5 separate regions of the Homo sapiens genome follow, and all the other regions are linked to region 1. A link is a loop called in an ENCODE intact Hi-C map of the cell type or tissue named here. Cell type or tissue: A673. All regions are shown on one strand. Region 1 has its middle 25 kb from the start of LINC01317. Region 2 overlaps LINC01317 (long intergenic non-protein coding RNA 1317). Region 3 has its middle 60 kb from the start of MIR548AD. Region 4 has its middle 110 kb from the start of LINC01320. Region 5 overlaps LINC01317 (long intergenic non-protein coding RNA 1317).

The links. Hi-C counts contacts between places; a loop is a spot of excess contacts. Peaks named below come from ENCODE experiments on the same cell type or tissue, not always from the same donor. Only the 100,000 strongest peaks of a DNase experiment are listed, where the experiment ranks them.
Region 2: a loop joins it to region 1, with 5 times the contacts of the local background. A loop is called at or near these places in 12 of 110 quality-filtered maps.
Region 3: it touches region 1 in a loop (6-fold over the local background); 44 of 110 quality-filtered maps call a loop at or near these places.
Region 4: it touches region 1 in a loop (9-fold over the local background); 8 of 110 quality-filtered maps call a loop at or near these places.
Region 5: it touches region 1 in a loop (5-fold over the local background); 2 of 110 quality-filtered maps call a loop at or near these places.

The regions. Positions count from the first base shown.
Region 1 is chr2:33,678,926-33,683,925 of GRCh38, forward strand. No RefSeq gene overlaps it. Among named protein-coding and RNA genes, the nearest start is that of LINC01317, 25 kb to the right of the region's middle. In A673, a CTCF peak has its summit at 2,580; DNase peaks (open chromatin) are centred at 2,226 and 2,646; H3K4me3 peaks cover 654 bases; H3K27ac peaks cover 1,250 bases.
Region 2 is chr2:34,090,085-34,095,084 of GRCh38, forward strand. All of the region lies in intron 4 of LINC01317 (long intergenic non-protein coding RNA 1317), which reads left to right. Among named protein-coding and RNA genes, the nearest start is that of LINC01318, 25 kb to the left of the region's middle. In A673, no CTCF peak of the experiment used is centred here; no DNase peak of the experiment used is centred here.
Region 3 is chr2:35,408,731-35,413,730 of GRCh38, forward strand. No RefSeq gene overlaps it. Among named protein-coding and RNA genes, the nearest start is that of MIR548AD, 60 kb to the right of the region's middle. In A673, CTCF peaks have their summits at 1,919 (motif pointing left) and 2,120; a DNase peak (open chromatin) is centred at 1,901.
Region 4 is chr2:34,568,303-34,573,302 of GRCh38, forward strand. No RefSeq gene overlaps it. Among named protein-coding and RNA genes, the nearest start is that of LINC01320, 110 kb to the right of the region's middle. In A673, CTCF peaks have their summits at 2,380 (motif pointing left) and 2,584; a DNase peak (open chromatin) is centred at 2,359.
Region 5 is chr2:34,010,365-34,015,364 of GRCh38, forward strand. All of the region lies in intron 4 of LINC01317 (long intergenic non-protein coding RNA 1317), which reads left to right. Among named protein-coding and RNA genes, the nearest start is that of LINC01318, 54 kb to the right of the region's middle. In A673, a CTCF peak has its summit at 2,528; a DNase peak (open chromatin) is centred at 2,557; H3K27ac peaks cover 652 bases.

The DNA of each region.
Region 1 (5,000 bases):
AGTTATCTAGTCCCTAGTTCTATCTATCTGTCTATCTATCTATCTATCTATCTATCTATCTATCTATCTATCATCTCTATCTATATCTATCTATATCTATCTCCATCTATCCTATTTATCATCTATCTATTCATCCTATCTATCATCTATCTATCTATCATCTATTCATCCTATCTATCATCTATCTATCTATCTATGGCTATACACCATGAAACTAATTTTCTATTATGGGTTAAAGTTTCTATCTTTTCACATTAGGTTAGAGTTGTGCCAATCACCATTTTCTCATTAATCTTTTTTTCTTTTAATTCAATACTAAATGCAATATCAGCCAACTTGTCACTGAGATTATGCCATTTTAATCCCTGAATCTCAGTGCCTCCCTGCTTTCCTCCTCATCAATGCTTCAGATGCAGTCAGCATTTTGTCAATATAATTTTGTTCTCATATCCCAAGATATGTTTTCTTATTCTCTCTGCACCTCCTGGAAGTCTGTTCCTCATTTCATCTGAAAGCCATGCTTCAATCTTTCTCCACTATTTCCCTTCTTTAATGCTTTAAAAACATCACCTCATATCCTGGATTTTATTCCATACCTTTTATAGCTCATTCTTTTTTTTTTTTTTTTTTTTTTTTTGAGACAGAGTTTTGTTCTTGTTGCCCAGGCTAGAGTGCAATGGAGCGATCTCGGCTCTCCACAACCTCCCCCTCCCAGGGTCAAGTGATTCTCCTGCCTCAGCCTCTTGGGTAGCTGGGATTACAGGCATGTGCCACTACGCCCGCTAATTTTGTATTTTTAGTATAGATGGGGTTTCTCCATGTTGGTCAGGCTGGTCTTGAACTGCCGACCTCTGGTGATCCACCCGCCTTGGCCTCCCAAAGTGCTGGGATTACAGGCGTGAGCCACTGCACCCTGCCTCATTCTTAATTATTTAGAAAATGTGGGCTATTAAGCCTCAACCAACTGGCATATCCCCAGTCAGTGCTAACACTTCTGTTACATACAGATGAGGATTCACAATTGCAAACATCTCAAAAAAGAATTAAGGTACCTACACGTGCTTGCATGGTGGGTTCTTTATGTGCAACTGGTTCTAGCCCATGAAATATTTTATCAAAGCTACAAAGGTGATCTCAGAAGCTAGAGTTTTATCTTGTGGGGTTGAGTTATAGACCACATCCTCTGGACTGGCCAGTAATGAATCATTCTTTTCATACATTCTTAATCTATAACAGCTTCTCTACCTCCAATTAGAAAAATAATTTGACAGGAAAAAGATACAGAATTTTGGGAAAAGTTTGGCGAAAGCATATAATCAAGGCTGGTTACACAACTTGCTGAACCCAGTGTAAGATGAAAATGCAGGGCCCTTGTTTAAAAATAAAAAAACTTTCCCTTTTCTTCCACAATCTCTCTTGGTCTGTCACAGTGTCTTTTATTTGCTACTTCATGTTGTACTGCCTCAGGCACGGGGACACTTGAGGGACGCCATCCTGTGACTTATGCTTGTGCCCACCAGCTGCCGGGGTCCCCCTCCCACTAGCGCCAAACCACTGAGAGAAATCTGTTTCCCTTTCCTCTGGAACATTTGCTTTAACCAACAGTGGACAGGTGATCCCCAAGGGATTGCAACCTCCTCACCATGATACATAAGGTACCTGGATTGGGTTAGGCAAAAGCCTAGCCCCCCACCACATCTCCTACTAAGTGTGCTGTGGAGCTGCCAGCCCAGAAAGAGGACCTGGCCACTGCCATGTCCCTCCCTGACATATGGGCAAGTGCGTTCTCATATGCATGACTCTGAAGGCTCCTCATGCCCATACCCAGGCCTCCACTGCAGGTGGAGGGTGGCAGCACTAGCTGAGTGGTGATGGGAATGGAAATGGAGGGTTGGGTGGGGCTCAGAGCACCCTGGAGATAAGAGCCTGGCAGGCCAGAGTCTGTCCCAGGAAGGCAGTGGGAGGCAGGACTGCTCTGGAGCCAAGGCTTCAAGTCCTCTGGCACATGCTCGATTGTGCCATCAGACTTTACTTACAAAAAAACGAATTGGAAGATAACATTGGTAAGAATTTTAAGACAAAGACTGCAGCGCATTAAACCCCAAACGAGAGGCTGTTATGAATGGGAATCCCTGGGCGGCTGCACTGGCAACTGGCCCAGGAAGCAGCCCCTGCATGCATCCCTAAGTCCTGGTTGTTATGTACAGCATTTCACACCAAGATAGAAAATCCTTTAAAATAAAAAGTAGGGACGATACCATAACACATTATGTTACTCTTCACGAGTGGCGGTGCTGCATATTCATTGAGTCTCAGAACCCCACAGTATTCAAAGCGGCAGCATATGCGAAAGTATTCACTGAATATTGAAACAGCAAGAAAACAACCCAACAACAGGATCGAATCTGAAATTAAATACATGAATGAGCATTCATTTAGCCAGTAAAGTTTATACACTAGGCAGAGATGCCAATTTTACACACTTATGTTTCCTAAATCTGAGAATATTTTTACAAAGAATGGTACCACTTAGGTTATTTTTTCCCTAGTGAATTGATCATTGTTTAGGAAGTAGTAGCATTTACATATGGAATCCACAAGAAGGAGCTCTGAATTCATTTTAAATATCAGGATTGGAAGTTTCTGTCTCAAGTATATCCGTGGAGAGTAGGACTGTCTTGAAGTATAATTAGTTCCAAGACAGAATTTTATCAGCTGAGTCTTTGGGGAGTGATAGTATGTAAACACTTATTAAAATGGTGGGAGGGAACACAAATTCTGCATAAGTCAATTTAGATAGATGCAAATAAAACCAAAGACTTTCTGCCCTCTGGGATTATTTGTTCCTTGGTGGAAGATATACGTCATATGCTAGATTTTCATCCATGTTAAGAGATAGCAAGAAAAGAGTAAGGATTATTTTGCAGCTTACAAGTGGCTCTGACAAACAAAGATATAAACAGTGTAGCTCGCAGAATCTGGTATTTCTCCCAGGGCACGTTTTGGGGGGTGAAAACATTTCTATATAATTGAATATATGAAAATATTGAGTTTTATTTTTATATATTAAGTTCTCACACCACAAAAGCCTGGACTAAAGTGTATTACGGGATGTCTTGTACAAATATAAATAAGTAAATAGTGTATTGTAAACAGGTAAGACAAAACAACAGAATAGTTTATAAGACATATATTGAATCGCAGGCTGTTTTTCTACCTCTGTTCTGTATCTATATAAAGCCACCTAGTCTTTTAAGCAAGCTGGAGAAATAAAAAGTGTCATATAGGAGTGAGGAGTATGCTGGGCAGCACCTGATGATACTCAAAGGGTGTGACCATGTCTTTAATCTTTCTTCTTGGTTCCCCAACCTGGCTTTGGGATAAAGATTGCATATTTTGCAAAAATTGGCTGGCTTTAACTGGCAAGGCTAAGTATTCGAGATTTTGTTGGTTATACTCAGCTGGGGAGTTTGGGAGATTTTTTTTTTGTACCCTTGTTACAAGGTTAATAGAAATGAACTGAGAAGGAGTTATATTGTTTGACATTGGCACTTTCCAAATAAAGGGTTGGGTTAGACTCAGATGGCAAAATACTAGAGGTCTTTCCTGGCAAATAGCACCACTTGCTCTTCTACTACCATTCCTTTGCGTTGCTTTTTTTTTTTTTTTCACCATCTGGCCTTATGGTGTGTATTTATTTGCTTTTAATCTGTTCCCTCCACTGAAATGTAAGCATCATCCTGCACACAGTGATTTTGCTCTGTGAGCCTATCTCTAGAATGCAGAACTGTACCTGGCACAGAGGAGGTACTCAATAATTATTTGAGAAATGAATAAATGTATAATGTACATGATTTTTAAAAAATTGGACTTTTTATTGAGGTCAAAATATATATAAAATTCGCCATCTTTATTGTTTTAAGTATACAGTTCAGTGTTAATAAATGTATTTATATTCTTTTTAAAAAATTCCTTTAATTCCTCCCTCCTCCATACCCTTCCTAGACTTTGGTTACCACCATTCTACTCTCTGTCTTCATGAGATCCGCTTTTTTAGCTCCCACATATGACTAAGAACATGCAATATTTGTCTCTCTGTGCTTGGCTGATTTCATTTAACATAATATCCTCCAGGTTCATCCATGTTGTCATATGGATGTACATACACCACATTTTCTTTATTCATTCACCTGTTGCCGGGCACTTAAGTTGATTCCATATCTTGGCTATTGTGAATCATGCTGCAATAAACATGGGAATGTAGATGTTCCTTCAGTATACTGATTTCCTTTCTTTTGAGTATATACCGAGCAGTGGAATTGCTGGTTCATGTGGTAGTTCTATTTTTAGTTTTTTGAGGAATTTCCATACTGTTCTCCATAGTGGCTGTATTAATTTACATTTCCACCAACAACGTATGAGGATGCTCCTTCTCCACATCCTTGCCAGCATCTGTTATTCCCTGTTTTTTGTTTGTTTGTTTTTTATACAAGCCATTTTAACTGGGGTAAGATATCTCATTGCGGCTTAGATTTGCATTTGATGGTTAGTGATGCTGAGCATTTTTCATATACCTGTTGGCCATTTGTATATCTTCTTTTAAGAAATGTCTGTTCAGATCTTTTGCCCATTTTAAAATTAGATTATTTGTTTTTTGTGATTGAGTTGTTTGAGCTCCTTATATATTCTGGTTATTAGTTTCTTGTCAGATGGATCATTTGTAAATATTTTCTCCCATTTTGTGGGTTGTCGCTTCACTTTGTTGAATGTCTCCTTAGCAATGCAGAAGCTTTTTAATTTAATATAATCCTATTTGTTTATTTTTGCTTTTGTTGTCTATGATTTTGAAGTCTTATACAAAAAATCTTTGCCCAGGCCAATGTCCTGGAGTGTTTCCCCAATGTTTTCGTCTAGTAGTTTCAGAGTTTCAGGTCTCAGGTTTAAGTCTTTAGTCCATTTTGATTTGATTTTGATGAATGATGAGAAATGGGGTCTAGTTC
Region 2 (5,000 bases), 410 kb after region 1:
ATTTATTATTTTAGAAAATAATAAAGGCCTAAAATCAATTATTTAAGTTTTCAATTTAAGAGAAAAAGAAAAACACCAGACCCAAAATAAGTACAAGAAAGTAAATAATGAAGTACTAAAATTATTAAAAAGGGATGAGAGAAATCAATGAAGCCAATACCTGGTTTCTCAAAATAGCAATAAAATTGAGAAATGTCTAGTTAGATTGAGCAAGAAAAAAGAGATGACGTAAGTTACCGTATCTGAAATAAAACAGGCAGCTACTTATCCTACATACATTAAAAATAATAAAAGAGGCTGGGCGTGGTGGCTCACACCTGTAATCCCAGCACTTTGGGAGGCCAAAGTGGGCGGATCACCCGAGGTCAGGAATTTGAGACCAGCCTGGCCAACATGGTGAAACCCGGTCTCTACTGAAAATCCAAAAAATTAGCCAGGCATGGTGGCAGGTGCCTGTAATCCCAGCTACTCGGGAGGCTGAGGCAGGAGAATTGCTTGAACCCAGGAGGCGGAGGTTGCAGTGAGCCAAGATTGTGCCACCACATTCCAGCCTGGTCGACTGAGTGAAACTCCATCTCAGAAAAAAATAAATAATAATAATAAAAGAATATTGATAAAAATGTATTCATTATATTTAAAAACATATACAATTGGTAAGTACCTTGAAAGGAACAGGCTACCAAAATTAATGCAAGAAAAAAATTAAATGTGTTTATATTTTAGAAACACCTGTAGGGCCAAATGCTTCATAGGTGAGTGGTATAAAACACTTAAGGCATGAATTATACTCATTTTATATAAACTCTTTCAGAAAATTAAAAAGGGCAAGCTTCTTAACTTATTTTATGATACTAATACATTAGTCTCCCCCTTATCTGCAGGGGTATGTTCCAAGACCCCCAGTGGATGCCCAAAACTGTGGGTATTACCAACCCATGTGGTTACTGTAATATGATTGTTCACATACATGCATACCTATGATAAAGTTTAATTTGCAAATTAGACATAGTGAGAGATTAACAACGATAATAATGGAACAGTATAACAATATTTTGTAATAAAATTATGTGGCTGTAGTCTCTCTTTCTCAAAATATCTTATTATACTGTACTCACCCTTCTTGGAATGATGTGAGTTGATAAAATGCCTACACGATGAGATGAAGTGAGATGAATGACATAGGCATTGTGATGTAACATGAGGCTGCTGTCATCTGCTTTGGGTGATCCTGGGTCATCAAGCCATGATGATGTTGATGGTTGGATGTCAGAAGCAGATGTTGATGTCTAACAGGTGGGCAGTTTCTACAGAATGGATCTGCTGGACAAAGGGATGCTTCCTGTCCCTGGTGGAACAGAGTGGGATAGTGAGAAGTTTCATCACATTACTCAGAATGGCATACAATTTAAAAGTTATGCATTTTTTATTTACCGAATTTCTGATTTAATATTTTTAGACCACAGTCGACCTCCAGTAACTGAAACTGCTGAAAGCAACACCATGGATAAGGGGATACTACTGTATTATCCTAATGAAAAACCAGAAGGTAGACATTATGGGAAAAGAAAACTACTTAATCATATCCCTCACAAACATTAATGTTAATATCTTTGGTATAATATTAGCAAAATAAATCCAGCAATATATAAAAATGATAATATGCTAAAACTAAGTGGAGTTTATCCAAGGAATGTAAAATAAGATTAATATTTAAAAATTAAGATTCTAGTTTTATCCAAGACTGAATAAGTTCACTACAGTCTAGCTCTGTATCCCACTCACTGAAATGAAAAAATTCTGGAAGGAAAACACACACACACACACACACACACACACACACACACACACCCATCTCTAGCTGGGAAGTAAACAACAGTAGACAGATGGGGAGGGAGCAAAAATTAATGAGTGACCATAAATGGGGTAAGGCTAAACCTCAGATATATCTCTTTTCCTGGACAATAAAGAATACTATAAGCAATTCTATGTTCATAAATTTTATAACTTCAATTGAAGGGTTAGCAAACTGTGGCCTTTGGGCCAGTTTAACCGGTTGTGTTTTTATAATTAAAATTTTGTTAGAAGACAACTACATGTTAATTTATTGTCTATCGCTGCTTTCATGGTACAACATCAGAGCTGAATGCTTGTGATAGAGACAGTATGATCTGTAAACCTGAAATATTTACTGTATGGTCCTCTATCGGGAAGATTAGTTCACCTCTGACTTTCTTTCAGGGTCAATCTTAAGTCAGATATTATGGAATTATTCTTGACTTGGTATCAAATCTATCAGCAAATATATTGGTTCTACCTTCAAACAGAATCCAGAACTCAAATATTCCTCTTTATCCTTACAGCTAATCTTCTGTTCCAGACCACAATTTGCTCTCACCTGAATTATTGCTGCGCATTTCTCTACGGTTTATGTTGGTTGGTTTGCTTTCTTCACTACACCTCTGCACTCCTTATTAACCACTGAGAAGCAAAACTGATTTGTTTGAAATGGAATTCTGCTCATAACCTTCCTGTGTCTTCCCAGTTTGCTTAGAGTAAAAACCAAAGTCCTTACAATGTCCAAAAGACCCAACATAATACTCCCATCTACTTAGCATCTCTACATCCAGCATTTGATATATCTTATTTCCTGCTCCAACTCATTTCCTGATACTCTTCCTGATTGACCCACTTTAGCTCCATTGGACTCTGAGCAGTTCCTTGAAAATGTCAGACCCTCTTCTGGTCAGGTTTTCAGCACTGTGCTTCAGATTTCTACTCAAATGTCATACGATCAGTGATATCTTTTGTGAGCACTCACAGTTACAGTGTTATCCTCCAAATCCCCACTCTCCCTTCACTTTACCTTGTTATATATTTTTTTCAGTATTCATCACCATCTAACAATAAAAAATATTTATTGATGAATATAGAAGCATATATAATACTTGCTCGAGAAAAAACATTTAATATTGAGAAATTTTTCAATATATATTCGGAGAAATACATGCTCCCCTGAATAGTCCCCAATTCTGTAAGTAAATTATATATATATATGTGTGTGTGTGTGTGTGTGTGTGGAAAAGGATGTATAGGTTTACCAAGATTTTACTTCTTTGAGGAAGAATGAGTGGTTTTGCTTTTCTTCTTCAACTTTCTACAGTTAGTTTATTATTTTATAAATGGGCCCAAATATTATAAAAATGCAAATGTATTAACTGAAAAAGGTGGTTAATTGAGAGAACTCTTTATCTTAGTCCTTCTGTTTGGCATTAGGAACAGATATTTATAGGGCCCTGAGTTCAGGGACTTCAAACAGCAGATATGTTTCCAGACAAGCTATTCTTGAATGTGTACTGCTGAGGAGGTACTTATTTTAAGGGGCTGGAATATGGGTTGAGGACATCACATTATCTGCAATTGTCTCTTTTTTTTTTTTTTTTTTTTTGAGACAGAGTTTCACTCTTGTTGCCCTGGCTGGAGTGCAATGGCGCGGTCTCAGCTGACTGCAACCTCTGCTTCCCGGGTTCAAGGGATTCTCCTGCCTCAGCCTCCCAAGTAGCTGGGATTACAGGCGTGAGCTACCACGCTCAGCCAATTGTCTCCTCTTTTTAAACCTATGTTTAGGTGTCTAATCATTCAAACTATCTTTCAGAGGGACGTAATTTTAATAATTTAAGATCATTCAAATGTAGCAATTCACACTCCACATTAATTTGATAATTACTTTTGACAAGATTACAAATTTAATTATTTAAATACATGACTAGACTTTTGACATGTGTAAACTGTGGATATATTATTCATGCCTCAAGTCGTCTTCCTGTTTTCATCAGGGCTTCAAATAAACCAAAGCCTTAACACCACGTGGATTGCTTTCACTTCTAAATATATCTATGTGAAAACTTCACCGACCACAGCTAAACTAGGTGTTATCAGCTAATTGTACTGTCAATTTTAGATTAACAGATTCCAGGAGAAGGTGGGAAAGTCTAATAACCCATGGCTGAGAAATTTGTTTACATTTTTTCACCTTCTGAAGAATTAGTGAGCATTGTCTTCAGAGATGTTCCAAGTTGAAACAGCATGTATGTCCTAAATAGAATAACAACTTTTTAAACAAAGTGAGTTTACTTCAAAGAAATGTACCTTTGTGAAAAAATAAATGGAATTGTACAATTTTAAAGTTCACTAGCCACTAAAATTACTTGTCACTGTATAGAAGAGTCATTTAGACGTCTCACTCATTTGGTTCCATAAGATCTGATATGAAAATACATCGCCAACTCTTGTTTGAATTCGAACAAATGGGTATTTATTTACTACACTACCAGCCACAGAATTTGATGACCCTAGTGTTACGGGAAGTAGAATTTCTAAAGTTTTCCTTGGAAAACTCTTTCTTGGTCTAATTTTTGCAGACACATACATTTCTTGGAAGTTTTCTGGCCGCTTCCTCTAATAAAGTGATAACTGCTATAATCTCTCTATCTCTATAGCCTCGTGGCATCTAATATCTGTTAACTCTTGTTGTTGAATAGTCTACAAATTCAGATGTTTTCTCCACAGAACTCCTATGTCCTGCCACAAGTCTCCCTTCCTCCATTGATTTTTGTGTTCATGGTAAAGGGGAATCTCCTGACTAGAAGTGTAAAATTAGCCAATTGTTAGAAGTAATGAAAATAAGTAGAATAGATTCCTTGTCCAATGTTGACTGGGAACCTAATGATGCTTTTGAAAGCCTGCAGGAAATAAGGGATAAGCTCTTGGCCAACAGACCTTGGAAGGGAGAAATAACTTCCATTGGCAGTTGGAACAGATGGTATCTTTATATATATATATATATATATTTTTTTTTATTATACTTTAAGTTCTAGGGTACACGTGGGCAACGTGCAGGTTTGTTACATAGGTATACATGTGCCTTGTTGGTGTGCTGCATCCATTAACTTGTCATTTACATTAGGTATATCTCCTAATGCTATCCCTCCCCCTCCCCCCAC
Region 3 (5,000 bases), 1.7 Mb after region 1:
ATTAGGACAAATGCAATCAAGTTGAATACAAGAGTATAGTTTGGCTAAGAACAATTTTAAATCATTAGTTGTCTTGCTTGTGAGGCCCAGCTCACTTTCAATTTCCTTATTCTATGATATGTGAATAGAGTACCTCATGTTTATCTTGAGTTTTGCTTTCCAAAGTTTTAGTTACCCATTGTCAACTGCAATCTGAAAAAAAGGTGAGTATAGTACAATAAGATATTTTGCAAAGAAACAGAGAGAGATCATGTCCACCTAACATTTATTATGGTATATTGTTATAGTTGTTCTCTTTTATTCTTAGTTATTGTTATTAATCTCTTACTTGCCTAATTTACAAATTAAACTTTATCATAGGTGTGTATGTACAGGAAAAAACTGTGTGTGTGTGTGTGTGTGTTTACATTTCAGCACTTTTTCTATGGTTTTCAGATGTCTGCTGGGGGTCTTGGAAGGTATACCGTTCTGACAAGAGGAGACTATTGTATGTGCTCAGAGTTATTTCTGAGCACCTGTATTGAATACATAGTCCAGTACTTCTAAAATATCTGTGCCATTTCTTCCCCCTAGAAGGTTGGTTAAGAGTTGGTTCAATTGTTATTTGAATGAAAGTAATAAAAGATAATGACAGTGACTTGTCATTTTCTGAATATTAATAATATGAACATGTATCGACAGCTTAGTATATGTCAAGGCTTCTGCTCATTTAATATCTTATTTTATCCTCCCAGGAACAGTATGAAATAAATACTTATTACTCTTTTACAAATGAGAGAGACTTAAGCTCAAAGAAAGTAACTCGTCTAAAGCCACATGGTTACCAAGTAAGGAGTCAAGACAAAAACTTAGTGTCTGTATGGTGTTAAAAAAAAGTATTGAATGACACTTGTAACAACATGGTAAGAAATACTTTATTTGGGACCATCCTGATAGGTATAGGGACCACTGAAACAGGGTCTTGCAGTGGTGAAGAGAGATTGGACTCAATTCTGAATACAGCATGAGTACGTGGGAATTTATAACCAAGGATCAGGTTGGGGGTCAGTGGATGAAAAATTACTAAGAGAAAGTCAGAGGTGATATGGTTTGGCTCTGTGTCCCAACTGAAATCTCATCTTGAATTGTAATCCTCACAAGTCAAGGGAGGGACCTGGTGGGAGGTGACTGAATCATGGGGACAGTTTCCCCCATGCTGTTCTCATGATAGTCAGGGATTTCTCAGGAGATCTAGTTGTTTGATAAGTTTCTGGCATTTCCCCTGCTCTCTCTCTCGCCTGCCACCATGTAAGACACGCCTTGCTTCCCCTTCATCTTCTGCCATGATTGTAAGTTTCCTGAGGCCTCCCCAGCCATGCAGAACTGTGGGTCAATTAAACCTCTTTTGTTTCTAAATTATCCAGTTTCAGGTGGTATCTTTATACCAGTGTGAGAACGAACTAACACAAGGGGTAAGAGGGATTCTGCCTAAAGTGACCTAACAGTATTCTTGCTGAAGACAAACCAGGGTAATTCGAATCACCTGGGGATAGTGGAAAATGAGGAACCTGATCAGATGTAAAGGGAGATCAGATATTAGGGTGGGATGTCTTGACAAACTGACTTAGCAAAGTCAGTTAGAATTGGATTGCTAAAATTGGATTTTACAAGGCACTACACCGATGTTCAGAGAATGTTCAGGAGCCTGACTAAGGTTTGGCTAAGCAGAGAATCTTTGTCAGTAGACGCAGTGCATTTTATCACTAGACTATCGTGTTTCTTTTAAAAACTTAATATGAGCAAAAATACCTGAATTATCACTGGAGAGCTTGGAAAGATGTTTGTCTTTTTTTATCTCAATCTTCTATCCTAGTTCTGGTATGAACTTCTGGGGAATCTTTCAGGCTCTGCGTCAGTGTGCTGCGCCCCCTGCTGGCTGGGGGATCCTTCTGCGTGTATTCTGACCTTGCTTTCTTTTCTCATAAAGTTCCATTTTTGCAGAGCCCACATATTTGTTTCTGAATTAATATTAATCATCTGATTATTTATAATTAGAAAGCTATTATTATAATGTCAGCAGATAGTAAGTGTACAGTGAATATGATCAGTTAGAACTGTTATGTTTTAACAAGGAATATAAGTATTTTAACAGGAAGCTATGGTTCCTTAATAGTAGAAATAGAACAGAACATGTAGAATCTTGACACAATATTCTCTCTGAATATTTTATTTCTAACTTATTAAGATAATTTATTAAATTTAATTATAATAAATTAATTATTCCTGGAAATAGTAATAGTCTTATTTTGTTTAATACTTAAAAATTTTCAAAGACAGAAATTCTAGTTTCCTATAAAAAATATCTGGAAGAAGTTAACTAAAACAGATGAAGAAGACATAGCTGGAGACGGAGGAAATTATAATATAGAAAATACAGTGCCCTTTTTATTTCCATATTTGAGTAACCTTTTCACTCTTGTGATTTCAATGATCTTGTGAGGCCTAAAGTATAGAGATAAAGGTCATGGTTGACTTCTGTTATAAGAAATAGAAACTATTTTATCTTAGAGAAAGTATCATGCTCTGTCAATATTTTTACCATAACACCCCTTAAAGGGTTCAGAGAATCTAGAACAAGCTGTCACATGCTACTGCAAAACATCTTTTCATTATCTTCATTTTAACTTTAAAGTTAATATAAACTTTACATTCTACTTCATGTGAATGTAATAAATATATCCTTGCCAGCCTCCTTGCTGTATCATTTTCCCCTTCTTGAATTCAAAATACAGTAGTGTAACAGTACTCTAATCCTTGGCTTCTATCTTTTCCAATGGACTATCCCAAAGCAAGCTCCAAGCTTAAATTCATTTTATACTGTTTATTTACCTGAAGATAATTTCTGTATTAGTTTTACTCTCTACCCTAGGTTTCACACTCATGTATCTAATATGCTTCCTGAGAGCTGCACTTTAACATCCAGCACATATAAGTAAAATATACCTACAAAAGAGCTCTTGACCATTTTACCTTTTATCATTACCCTGACACTCTTTCCTCATACCATGAAGTTATGTTATATTGAGAGTTTACTCAATATTCAATCCAACATTCTTTGATATTTTTTTTCTTCTCCTATTCCTTCATTTCTAATCGGTAAGTTTACTGATTCTAAAAGAGTGGCATCAATAGCTAATATATTTCCCGCTTGCTATGTTTCAGACTCCGTTCCAAGTGCTTGATAGAGAACATTTTATTAATCTTCATAAAACAGCTAGGAACTATTATTCTTTATGTGATAAGGATGAGAAAACACAAAGACACATTAAAGGATTTGCCTATGTTGAAATTTTAGTATGATTTAAAGCTAGATCTTAAACCCAGCCACTTTTATTCCAGATTCAATGATTTTAGCTACTACACTCTACAATCTCATATAATCTACAGTCTAATCAAGCATGTTTACTTTCTTTATTTCTGCTTCCCAGCACAGTTATCTCTCACTTAAATTGTTGTAATAGCCCATAAGCAGCCTCTCTGTTGACACTTTTTCCTCCTCCTCTCTGTTCCCCGACTGAGCAAGAATATTTTAAGCATATATCCTGTGACTTCCCTTTTTAAAGCCTTTTGAAGGCTTCCAACTCCACTTGGAATAAAGTCCACACTTGTCAGAAGACCTGCCTAGAGAGTCTTACATAATTTATTTTCTGCCTAACACTTCAAGTGTATCTTATGCCTACTGCCACTTCCCCTGACTCTACCTACCACAGTGCCACTCTTTTCTTTCCTTGATTAGCACTACCATTTCTCCATCTTCAGTCTTTGTACTTGTTATTTTCTCTCCTTACCAAAACTCTGCCTGGCCTGCTTTATGGCTTTTTGTCATTCTTCAGATTTCAGTTCAAAAACAACTTCCTCAGAAATATTTATCTGCCCAACTTAGGTAGAGGAGACTCATACGAAATACCCAGACTGTCATGTGTTATTTGCTTATTTTTCTTCCTTGCATTTATAATTATCAGAAATGATTTTTGAAATATAATTATGTATTCATTATCTGGATCCTGAAACTAAAATGTAAACTTCCTAAAGGTAAAAGCATATCAGTTCTAGTCATGATTGAGTCCTCATTGCCTAAAATGTTCTTCAACTGCTCATTTCATGAAATGGAACTTTTAATGCTAAATGTTTGGTCAAATAAAAATATAAAATTGAAGATGTAGGCCAGGCACGGTGGCTCACGCCTGTAAGCCCAGCACTTTGGGAGACCAAGGTGGGTGTATCATGAAGTCAGGAGTTCGAGACCAGACTGGCCAACATGGTGAAGCCCCGTCTCTACTAAATATACAAAAATTAGCCAGGTGTGGTGCCTGGTGCCTGTAATCCCAACTACTCAGGAGGCTGAGGCAGGAGAATTGTTTGCACCCGGGAGGCAGGGGTTGCAGTGAGCTGAGATTGCGCCACTGTACTCCAGCCTGGGTCACAGAGCAAGTCTCTGTCTCGAAAAAAAAAAAAAAGAAGAAGATGTAATGTTTTATTTTAAGACATTTTGTTTTCAATCAGAACTATAGGCAAGTAGAAAAGAAATAAAGAAGGAAAGGAAAGGAAGGGGAGGGGAGGGGAGGAGAGAGGGAGGGAGGGAAGGAAGGAAAAAGAAGGGAAGGAAGAAAAGAGGAAAGGAAGAAAGCCTTTATTATTGTATTTTCTGATTTCTTAAATTCTCTGGCAGAGCCTAATGTGCCTCTAAGGATAATCAATCCCTAATTTTGGAGGCTTGGACTAAGAAAGTAAAATGGTGCCACAATAAACATACGTGTGCATGTGTCTTTATAGCAGCATGATTTATATTCCTTTGGGTATATACCCAGTAATGGGATGGCTGGGTCAAATGGTATTTCTAGTTCTAGATCCCTGAGGAATCACCACACTGTCTTCCACAATGGTTGAACTAGTTTACAGTCCCACCAACAGTGTAAAAGTGTTCCTATTTCTCCACATCCTCTCCAGCACCTGTTGTTTCC
Region 4 (5,000 bases), 890 kb after region 1:
TTTTTTTTTGTTTGTTTGTTTGTTTGGCATGGAGTGTACTCTTTTCTCTGATCCTTTATTAGAGAAACTCTTATTTTTACTGAGAGATAAATCTCAAATTAGAAAACATCTAAAAAGTGTTCTTTAATCTCCCTGGACCAGATATAACAGGTGAGTTTCCCTAGGAAGCACACTCTAACACAGAGACTTGCATGTAGGAAGTTTATTGGGGATGTGTCCTTAGAATCGATACTTGTGTAGGTGGAAGGGCAGAAAGGAAACAGTACTGTCCAGAGAGAAGTTGAATTATGATGCAGTCACAACAAAGGGCTCAGCCATTTCTATGAGAAGCTCTGGAGCTAGCATGACCCTTCAGGGTTTTTCTGAATTGGGACAAGGGGACTGGGCCTTTATGCCTCAATACTGAGAAGTGACTGTATGTGGACTGTGCCAGGAAGAAATGTGACATGGGCAAGCCCCAGGGCAAGTTTTAGAGAGGGACTCAGCTGGGAGCTGTAGATAACTCATATTTTATCAGCTGAGGGAATAAGTCCCTTCAGTCCTTAAAGCAGAGACTGGGAGGACCTGAAAGCAGAATGCCATAGCATCCACCATACCAGAGGTACCCATGCCTCCTGCTCAGACCTTTATTATAGAACTTGGCAGTTTGCACAATGGCTACTTGTTCCCATTTCCTGTTCACCACACTAGGCTGTTTTTGAATGAGTGAGTTTGGGAGTTGGGCTTATGGATCAGGAGAAGGTGTGGTATGCATCCCAATGCAGTAAAAGTAGCTTGTGCTAGCCCTACCTTCATTCAGTATAAAAATGTAACTACTTCTATATAACCGATGGATAGCATTGATCTACATATTTGATTACTAGTTTTAAATAAGATTGGCTTCTGTTTCCCAATAATTAAAAATGTGATTAAAACTCCACAAAGCTTTCAATAGGTGATATTTATGTTTCTCCTTAATAAAAGAATTAGCTTTTTAATAACATTAGTAGAATACTAGTGTGCACTTATGAGAAAGAGACACTTTGTCATACAAAAATTTGGGCAAAAGAATGGAAAATAATATTAGATGCCTTTAGTGCCTCGAAACATACTTAGATTCCCTCTTGCTTCTATAAGAAAACATTATTACACGATCAAAGACATATATTGAAAGAAAAAAGCTGTGGCTTTTGAATGCAGCTCATTTAGTTCTGTTCATTAGATGCTAAAGTATAATTAGTTCATTATTATGAATGAAACTGTTCAGGAAATGTAACAGAGTTTTCATAGAAATATATTTAGCATAGCATGCAATTAGTAATTTACGGTTTATACTATTCATCATCAGTCAGTTGATGTCAACATTAAAATTTCATCTTGAACACTGCCTGGCTTCTCTTTGTTTAACTTTAAACTTGAAAGTTAAATTTTAGATGTTTTATTCCTAATTATTAAGTTTTAAGCAAATGATTATATAACTATGAGGTACCAAAGTATTTATGGCCTGAAGCTCAGAAATAATTTGACAAACCAAGGGACACCTGGAGCTACCAGAAACTGGAAGAAGCAAGGAAGGATTCTCCCCAGAACCTTCAAAGAGATACCGTGACACCTTAATTTTGGACTTCTGGCTTCCAGAACTGTAAGAGAATAAATTTGTTAAGTCCTAGGAAATGAATACAGATTTCTATGCCCTCCTAAATGATTGTTTTTAAATAATTAATCAATACTTATTTATACAACTTCCCTCTGTGATATTTGAGGGTTTGGGGGCTTAGAGATCAACCAGCTCTATGTTAACAAGTTTTGGGGCTGCTAGATCCCAGAAAGCCAGCGTACACTTGCTGGGCTCGCTGTAGCACCCAGGGAAACTGAAGCAGCCTGGCACAGGTTTTTACATTGGATGAAACAGAATTCAGGTTTGTAGTGAGTTCTTACAATTTTATGTTGCCTCAGCATCCATTTTAAATATAGATTGGATTTTCTCATATCAGAACTGGGGCTTAGTCACCCTTCAGTTTCCAGTTCTCCACCTTCTCCCAGTTCCTAAAGGTGGTCGACCCAGATATCTGCCTTATAAAACTGCCTCCTGGTGACCATCTCCCTATGGGACAGCTAGATACAACCTATACGACTTGCCCCATTGACCCCCACACGCTGCATGGACTGAGCAGATAGGCTGCAGTGACCACCCCTCAGTTACAGCGTGACTCCATGGAGCTCCTGTCTGCTTGCTCTAAATCTACCAATTAGAACTCTCCAAAGGAAACCTTTGTGGGTGACACCCTGGATCCCAATAAAGCCTCTGGCCCATAGGTCTCTCGCTTTCTTTCTCTTGCTCTCCACCTTCTGGTTGGGCTCACATGTCCAGAGCAGCTTCCCTTTCCCATAGGCTCTACGAGGTCTGCTGCCCTCTTCTGTCTGTGATTTGTAAGCAATACTGTTTCTGTTACTTCATGTGTTTTGCTGTGCTGCCTCTTCTGTGTCTCACCTGACCCGCACTCCCAAACTTAACTCTCCTCCTGGTCAGGGCTCCCCTAGAGGGTGGCTACCTTGGTAGGAATAAACTGGACATAGGTCAAAAAATAGCTGTAAAGGTGTCTGCCAGGATGAAAAAGTTTTCTGTGCAAGGCATACCTGGTCATGGATGAGACACTTATGCATTAGGCCATCCACCAGAAAGAAAAAGTGTCCCATGAAAGACACGTTGTGAATATCCATGATCACATCCCCTGGAGCCCCATCAGGGCAGGGCTATAATTATACCCACTTTCAAAAGAGACCTCAAGACCAAATCACAGGAAGTATACAAGGCTGTTTGTAAATCTCATCCACAAACTGGGACCCCACATTTTTCTCCTTCAAAACAAAGTTCTCCACACTTTGATTAAGAATACTTAGCTCTGCCGGGTGCCATGGCTCATGCCTGTAATCCCAGCACTTTGGGAGGCTGAGGCAGGCGGATCGCGAGGTCAGGAGATCAAGACCATCCTGGGTAACACAGTGAAACCCCGTCTCTACTAAAAATACAAAAAATTAGCCGGGTGTGGTGGTGGGCACCTGTAGTCCCAGTTACTCGGGAGGCTGAGGCAGGAGAATGGTGTGAACATGGGAGGCGGAGCTTGCAGTGAGCCGAGATGGCGCTACTGCACTCCAGCCTGGGTGACAGAGCGAGACTCCGTCTCAAAAAAAAAAAAAAAAAAAAAAAAGCTCAAGTGTTTTATTTTAGAGGTGAAGAAATTAAAACTCTTAAGCTGTAAATATGTATCCACAGTAACACCACGGTTAATTTTGGGCCCATGTATTCGGGTTCTTACTACTTTCTACACCCCATTGGCCCATTGGTTAGGAGGACAATTAAGTCTGATACTGAAACATAAACATTGGTAGCTCAATCAAGTATAATCACTTATATTTGGAAAACAATATTTGTAAATGTGTATTTACATTTATCTTTACACGTTTTCTACTTTCAAACTTTATGATGTTAACTGCGACACTATGAAGATTAACAAAACACGTAGATTACCCTTTACACACTCTACATTTTTGCTACAATCATGATATTTAATCATTATAATAACTTCAGATAAAGTCATTTTCCCAAAGTAAATGGCAGGGCTGGAACTCAAACATTTACTTTCTAGCTCCCAGCCCATTTTTTTCCCTACTGGAATAGCAGCAAAATGTAGTACAAGTAGGGTGACCATGTAATTAATTGTTAAAAGCTGGGTCATTTTAAGAGTGAAGGAAGCATTATTTATAAATACACTGGGACAAGTGGTGTAAACCAGGACTATGCTGATGAAACAGAATATAAAAAATAAGAAGTCTGGGAGATTACTTCGTTTCTTTTAAGCTGAATTTTGAACATTACAAAATTGTAATTTTGTAATTACATTGAACCCGCCAACGTCCTAGTATGTAATGCAGTTCTGATTAAGAAAAAGGCATCTCTTTAAGTTATGCACTGGAGCATTCACTCTCAACACTGTGGTGGAAGCAACAATGCATGCCAAGATAGAGCGTACTACAAATATTTGTAAGAATACCTTGAGTGCTCCTTGAGAAATCAGACTTAATGGGAGATACCCATAATTTTTTTTAGGTTAACTCAAGATGTGGTCCTCTCAGTAGCTATGCATTTTGTAAAGTTCTTGCTCTCTTCTTCCAGCACAGTTGGGCTGATTTTCCTTTGTGATTCTTAAATCCTTCATGCATACCTTTTTAGAGTACTGAATTTATTATACTGTATTTTTTTAAAAAAATTATTATGTTTTGCTGTGCAGAAGCTCTTTAGTTTAATTAGATCCCATTTGTCAATTTTGTCTTTTGTTGCCATTGCTTTTGGTGTTTTGGACATGAAGTCCTTGCCCACGCCTATGTCCTGAATGGTAATGCCTAGGTTTTCTTCTAGGGTTTTTATGGTTTTAGGTTTAACGTTTAAATCTTTAATCCATCTTGAATTGATTTTTGTATAAGGTGTAAGGAAGGGATCCAGTTTCAGCTTTCTACATATGGCTAGCCAGTTTTCCCAGCACCATTTATTAAATAGGGAATCCTTTCCCCATTGCTTGTTTTTCTCAGGTTTGTCAAAGATCAGATAGTTGTAGATATGCGGCATTATTTCTGAGGGCTCTGTTCTGTTCCATTGATCTATATCTCTGTTTTTGTACCAGTACCATGCTGTTTTGGTTACTGTAGCCTTGTAGTATAGTTTGAAGTCAGGTAGTGTGATGCCTCCAGCTTTGTTCTTTTGGCTTAGGATTGACTTGGCAATGCGGGCTCTTTTTTGGTTCCATATGAACTTTAAAGTAGTTTTTTCCAATTCTGTGAAGAAAGTCATTGGTAGCTTGATGGGGATGGCATTGAATCTGTAAATTACCTTGGGCAGTATGGCCATTTTCACGATATTGATTCTTCCTACCCATGAGCATGGAATGTTCTTCCATTTATTTGTCTCCTCTTTTATTTCCTTGAGCAGTGGTTTGTAGTTCTCCTTGAAGAGGTCCTTCACATCC
Region 5 (5,000 bases), 330 kb after region 1:
GGCAAGATCCTTCTGTATAATCTACCCAATGCTAAGTGGGTCATGAGGATATTTATTTTCCCCAGTGGGAACAGGCATTATTCTATGCCTGTCTTGCGTGAATGTTGGGCGCAGTTAACCACTAATCCTTTTGGGGGCTTCTTTCCTTAGCCTCAATGCATTTGCTGATCATTACTCAGCTGAACGCTGAGGAGGTCTCTTTCCAAATGTTAGGAGTTCCTCCTCTGTCCAGTTTTCTCCTTTCTTGTGCGTTGTCTTAAGAACTGTAGCCACCTTCACAGACTTTTAGCTCCATTTCCTCAAGTCAGATGGTTCATTGTGCTTTGCTTAGGTTTCTTCTACCTGCACCATAATTTAAAACCTTTTAAGAACATAAGCTGAGTAATTATATAGGGATCACCTTATTTGCTTTCTGTTTTTTCAGGGATCACTTTCCTTCATTTCCTGACATACGACATTGTGAAAATAATTTTTAAAGAATATTTTGCCTTTTGTTCAGACTAGAGCATGAATTTGGCCAGATTAGAAGTCCTCAAGTGAACTGAAGTCAGATTTCAATATTGTATACATTTTTCAACTTCTTTGTTTATATCTAATCACCTCTCAGGAAGGGGATTCATCTTAAACTTGTGCATATTCCCTGTGATACTGTATTTGCTGTAAATTTACAAATGTCCTGATATAAGAAATAATGATAGCATAGGAGTAACTTGCAATTAAAAAATGTGTGTCTATCATATGATGTTTAGTACTGTTCTCTTGGGTTTACTGTATTTTTATCTAGATTCCTGTAATATAAGAAGAAGGGCTGGACCAGTCTGACTTTGAGTGGAAGGTGGGAGTCCGAGGGCCTGGAATCCTGGGGTTTAAACTAAGTCAATAATCAGGTAGAAAAGTTAAAGTCCAAATGGTAAAAGGAAAGTCATGAGAAAGAGATACAAGGGAGTTCAGTGACTGGGATTCAAATCTCGGTGAGAAATCGAGTGTGGAAGCTGGAAACAAGGAGAGAGTGGAGAAAAGCAACACTGTGAATATCCTGAGAGATATACTGGGTGTAGATGGCCCTCCCCTTGAAACTTAAAAAAAAAAATAATCTGCACTTTGGGAGGCCGAGGCAGGTGGATCACTAGGTCAGGAGTTTGAGACCAGCCTGGCCTATATGGTGAAACCCCATCTCTACTAAAAATACAAAAGTTAGCTGGGCATGGTGGGCCTGTAGTTCCAGCTACTCGGGAGGCTGAGGCAGGAGAAATAGCTTGAACCTGGGAGGCAGAGGTTGCAGTGAGCCGAGATGGCACCACTGTATTCTGTCTCAAAGCAAGACTCTGTCTCAAAAAAAAAAAAAATCATCTGGCATGGATATGGTGAAAGGATGAGTGAACCTGACATAAAGAGATAGAAGTATGATGGAAAATCATTTACAGCACATAACTACAACAAATTCCTCTCTCAAATCTGTTAGTGTGGCTCTAATTACTACATTAGGTCTATAAACTCCGCCGCCATCCTGCTTATTCACAGTGGTTTCCTGGCTTTGTTGCTTTATAACTAAGATATATGTAAACATAATAAACACTCACACAAAACATCTGTCTCAAATTGGTTCTTTTTCTTTGTAAAGAAGCCAGAAACTTTGATATGATCACAGTAAAAAGATCATACTGTTTGTTATACTTAGGGCTTTTAATTACCTTAGCAAGTGTTTTAAATGAATAATAAGTTTACAATTCAAACAGAATACATAAGGTTGTAATTTCTTAAAACATATTTCGTGTTGATTTGTTCTTTGTACAGATATAGCTTCTAAATATAGTAGCATCTTGATAGGCTTTAATATAATTATAAATTTGTATTATTTCTGCCATCCGTCACATTCCATAAAAGCCAGATAAAAACTTCTGAAAACCGTTTAAAGTAATGATAGTGCTATGTTCTGGCACTTTACTGAAGGTCATGCAATGCATAATCTAATTTAATACTCACAATAATGCTATGAGGTAGTTATTACCATTTTCTAGAAGAAACTCCGGTTTGGAAAGTGTAAGTATCTTGTCCAAAGTTGCAGTTATCAGGGAGAGCAAAGTCAGGTCTGTTTGACTTCAAAATTCTTAATCACTACTTTGCTCTTATTTCTCCCTCTTTCTCATTTTCTCTTTCTGTCTGTTTTGTTTGTAGAGGACTGAGCTGCAAACTCAACAGGCTTCTCAGTGCCCCACCTTACTATCATCTTACTTAGCCACAAGACCATCCTAGAATCTGTTGTTGGAATTCATCAAACGGGCTTGCCAGCTTTGTAAAGAGTTTGGATGAATTAGGAGGTTCTCTGTCACTCCCTGTAATGCCTTAGAAACATACTTCAGGATGATATTGCACAGGCAACCCATAAAAATTAACATAACACAATATGTTTTCTTTATCTCTGCTGTTGTAAAGTTCAGATTAAATTTCCTTTTAATACAACCCAGTAGAAACCAAATTTTCATTGTTTATTGGACAGGAGAGAAGCTTGAGTCTGTGGGCGCTGCCTCACGATGACTGACGGGGGCAGCAGAGGGCTTTCCAAGTGAGCTTGCACAAGGCCAAGTGAGAGAAGCATCCCTTGGCTATGTTGGAAGTAGCGGCGGGGGGAAGGGTGAGTTGTGGCACGAAAGGTTATCAGGAGTCATGGGAAGAAAGAGAAAGAGAGATCAAGTCATGATTGTAGCTAGGCCAGGTATGAGAGACTTGGAGAAATTGGTAAGATTAGAGTTGAGGATAATAACCAGTTGAATAGACAAAAACCCCATTTGTAGATACAAGGCTATCTGGCCCTATCCAGCTTCAAGCTATAAAGTGCCATATTTATGGCTTTTCAAAATCCTTCATGGTGTCTCTTAGGATGTTATAAATTTTGTATTTATTATGGTTATTATGTTCATTTAATATATCTGTTTATATTATTTAATTTTCTTACGTTCTAGTAAAAATCTCACAAATTCTCATAAAAATCCTATGGTGGATATTTATCCAAATGTTACATAGAAAGAAACTGAGTAAGGTCAGAACATTTGGGGTTAGATCTCAGGTCGAATCCAATCTCAGATACCAAATTCTCCCTCAATTTCTCATACCTTGACAATTTTCTTCTACCTAAAGATTATTTTTGTAACTAGGAAATGTGAAGAAAATCAATGCAGTGATATTTCAAAAGCCCAAATTCTCTAAATCTATTTTCGTTTACTCAATGTTCTTTAGAATGCATTTATTGGAATGAAAATCTTTTCCTTGGAGATTGAGTTCTTTGGTGCACAATTTAAATCATTTTATTATTGAATTATCTGAGGGTAATATGAGAATAGTAGATGTTATAAGACTAGGGATTCCCTAATAGTCTCAGTTGCAGAAATGTAAATGACCCTGAGAGCTTCAATAACTCATAGAATTGTCACCTCATTTTAGGAGCTGATGCATGTTACCATATAAACATGACATATTAAGCTGAGATGAAAAATTGAAACAGCCATTTATACATGTTCAAAGTGTTTATGAAGTTGCATACTAATATATTGGTTGGTATATACAAATTTTAAAACAGTTTAAACATATTTAAAAGTTTATTTTCCAGTATAATTCTAGAGGAAGGGCTGGCATTTGTGGAACCCTGATTTTCTCAGGGTTTGATTGAAATATTGAATTCAGCAAAACTTGAAAAGGTTAAAAGTCAAAAGTGATTTTAGTGCTGGCGTAGCCATAGACCACACATTAGGATGCTCTGCCTAATCTCAACATAGCCTTTAGGAAAATAAAAATATATAAGTAAAAAGAATGTGTGTGTGAAACAACTACTTTTCAAATGGTTTAATTGTATACAGGGAAACCAACAATAGAATTTTCCCTTAAGTTACCCAGATATGGCAGTTTTATGCATACATTGTAGGACTCTGCTTAGATTGATACATTTTGCTTAGATTAAGGCTATGTAAAATTAATGGATGGAATCTTCAAACCTAATCCTTGGGTTAATTCTGTTAATTTTAAAATGTTAATTTAGGCAAATGCTTTGCGTGTCTGTATGTGTATCTGTGTGTGTATGAGCACATGAGTTTAATGTGTCCTGTTCACCTTTGCACCCCTTGCCTAGCAAAACTCTCAGCGGGCTGCTTTCACTTAATGTTTATGAACAAAACTATACGGTTGTAGGAAAATTACATCGATTTTTGCTTTGTAACAATGACAATATCAGCTGATAAAATTGAAGAGTCAGATGAAGATCAGCAAATCCAAATTCTAGTGTATCATTTATTAACCATGTGACTTTGGGAGAGCCATGCAACTTCTGCTTTTTCATTTCTACCGTGGAATAATTATAATTCTTTACTCTAAGGATGGTTTAGTGCAGCAGTGCACAACCTTTTTGGTACCAGGAACCAGTTTTGTGGAAGACAGTTTTTCCGTGGACCAGGGTAGATTGGGGTGTGGTTTCAGGATGATTCGAGTGCATTACATTTATTGTGTACTTTATATTATTATTACATTATAATATATAATGTAATAGTTATATAAGTCAACATAATGTAGAATCAGTGGAAGCCCTGAGCTTGTTTTCTGGCTATTAGATGGTCCCTTCTGGGGATGATGGGAGACAGTGACAGATCATCAGACATTATAAGGAATATACCTTAAGGTATTAAAAGCCATCTATGACAAATCCACAGCCAGCATTATGCTGGGGAAAAGTTGAAAGCATTTCCCTTGAGAACTGGAACAAGACAAGCATGCCCACTTTAATCACTTCTATTCAACATAGTACTGGAAGTCCTAGCCAGAGCAATCAGACAAGATAAATAAATACAGGGCATCCAAATTAGTAAAGGGGAAGTCAAACTGTCACTTTTTGCTGATGATATGATTGTCTACCTAGAAAACCCTAAAGACTTAGCCAAAAAGCTCCTAGATCAGATAAATGAATTCAGTAAAGTTTGAGGATACAAAATCAATGTACACAAATCAGTAGCTCTGCT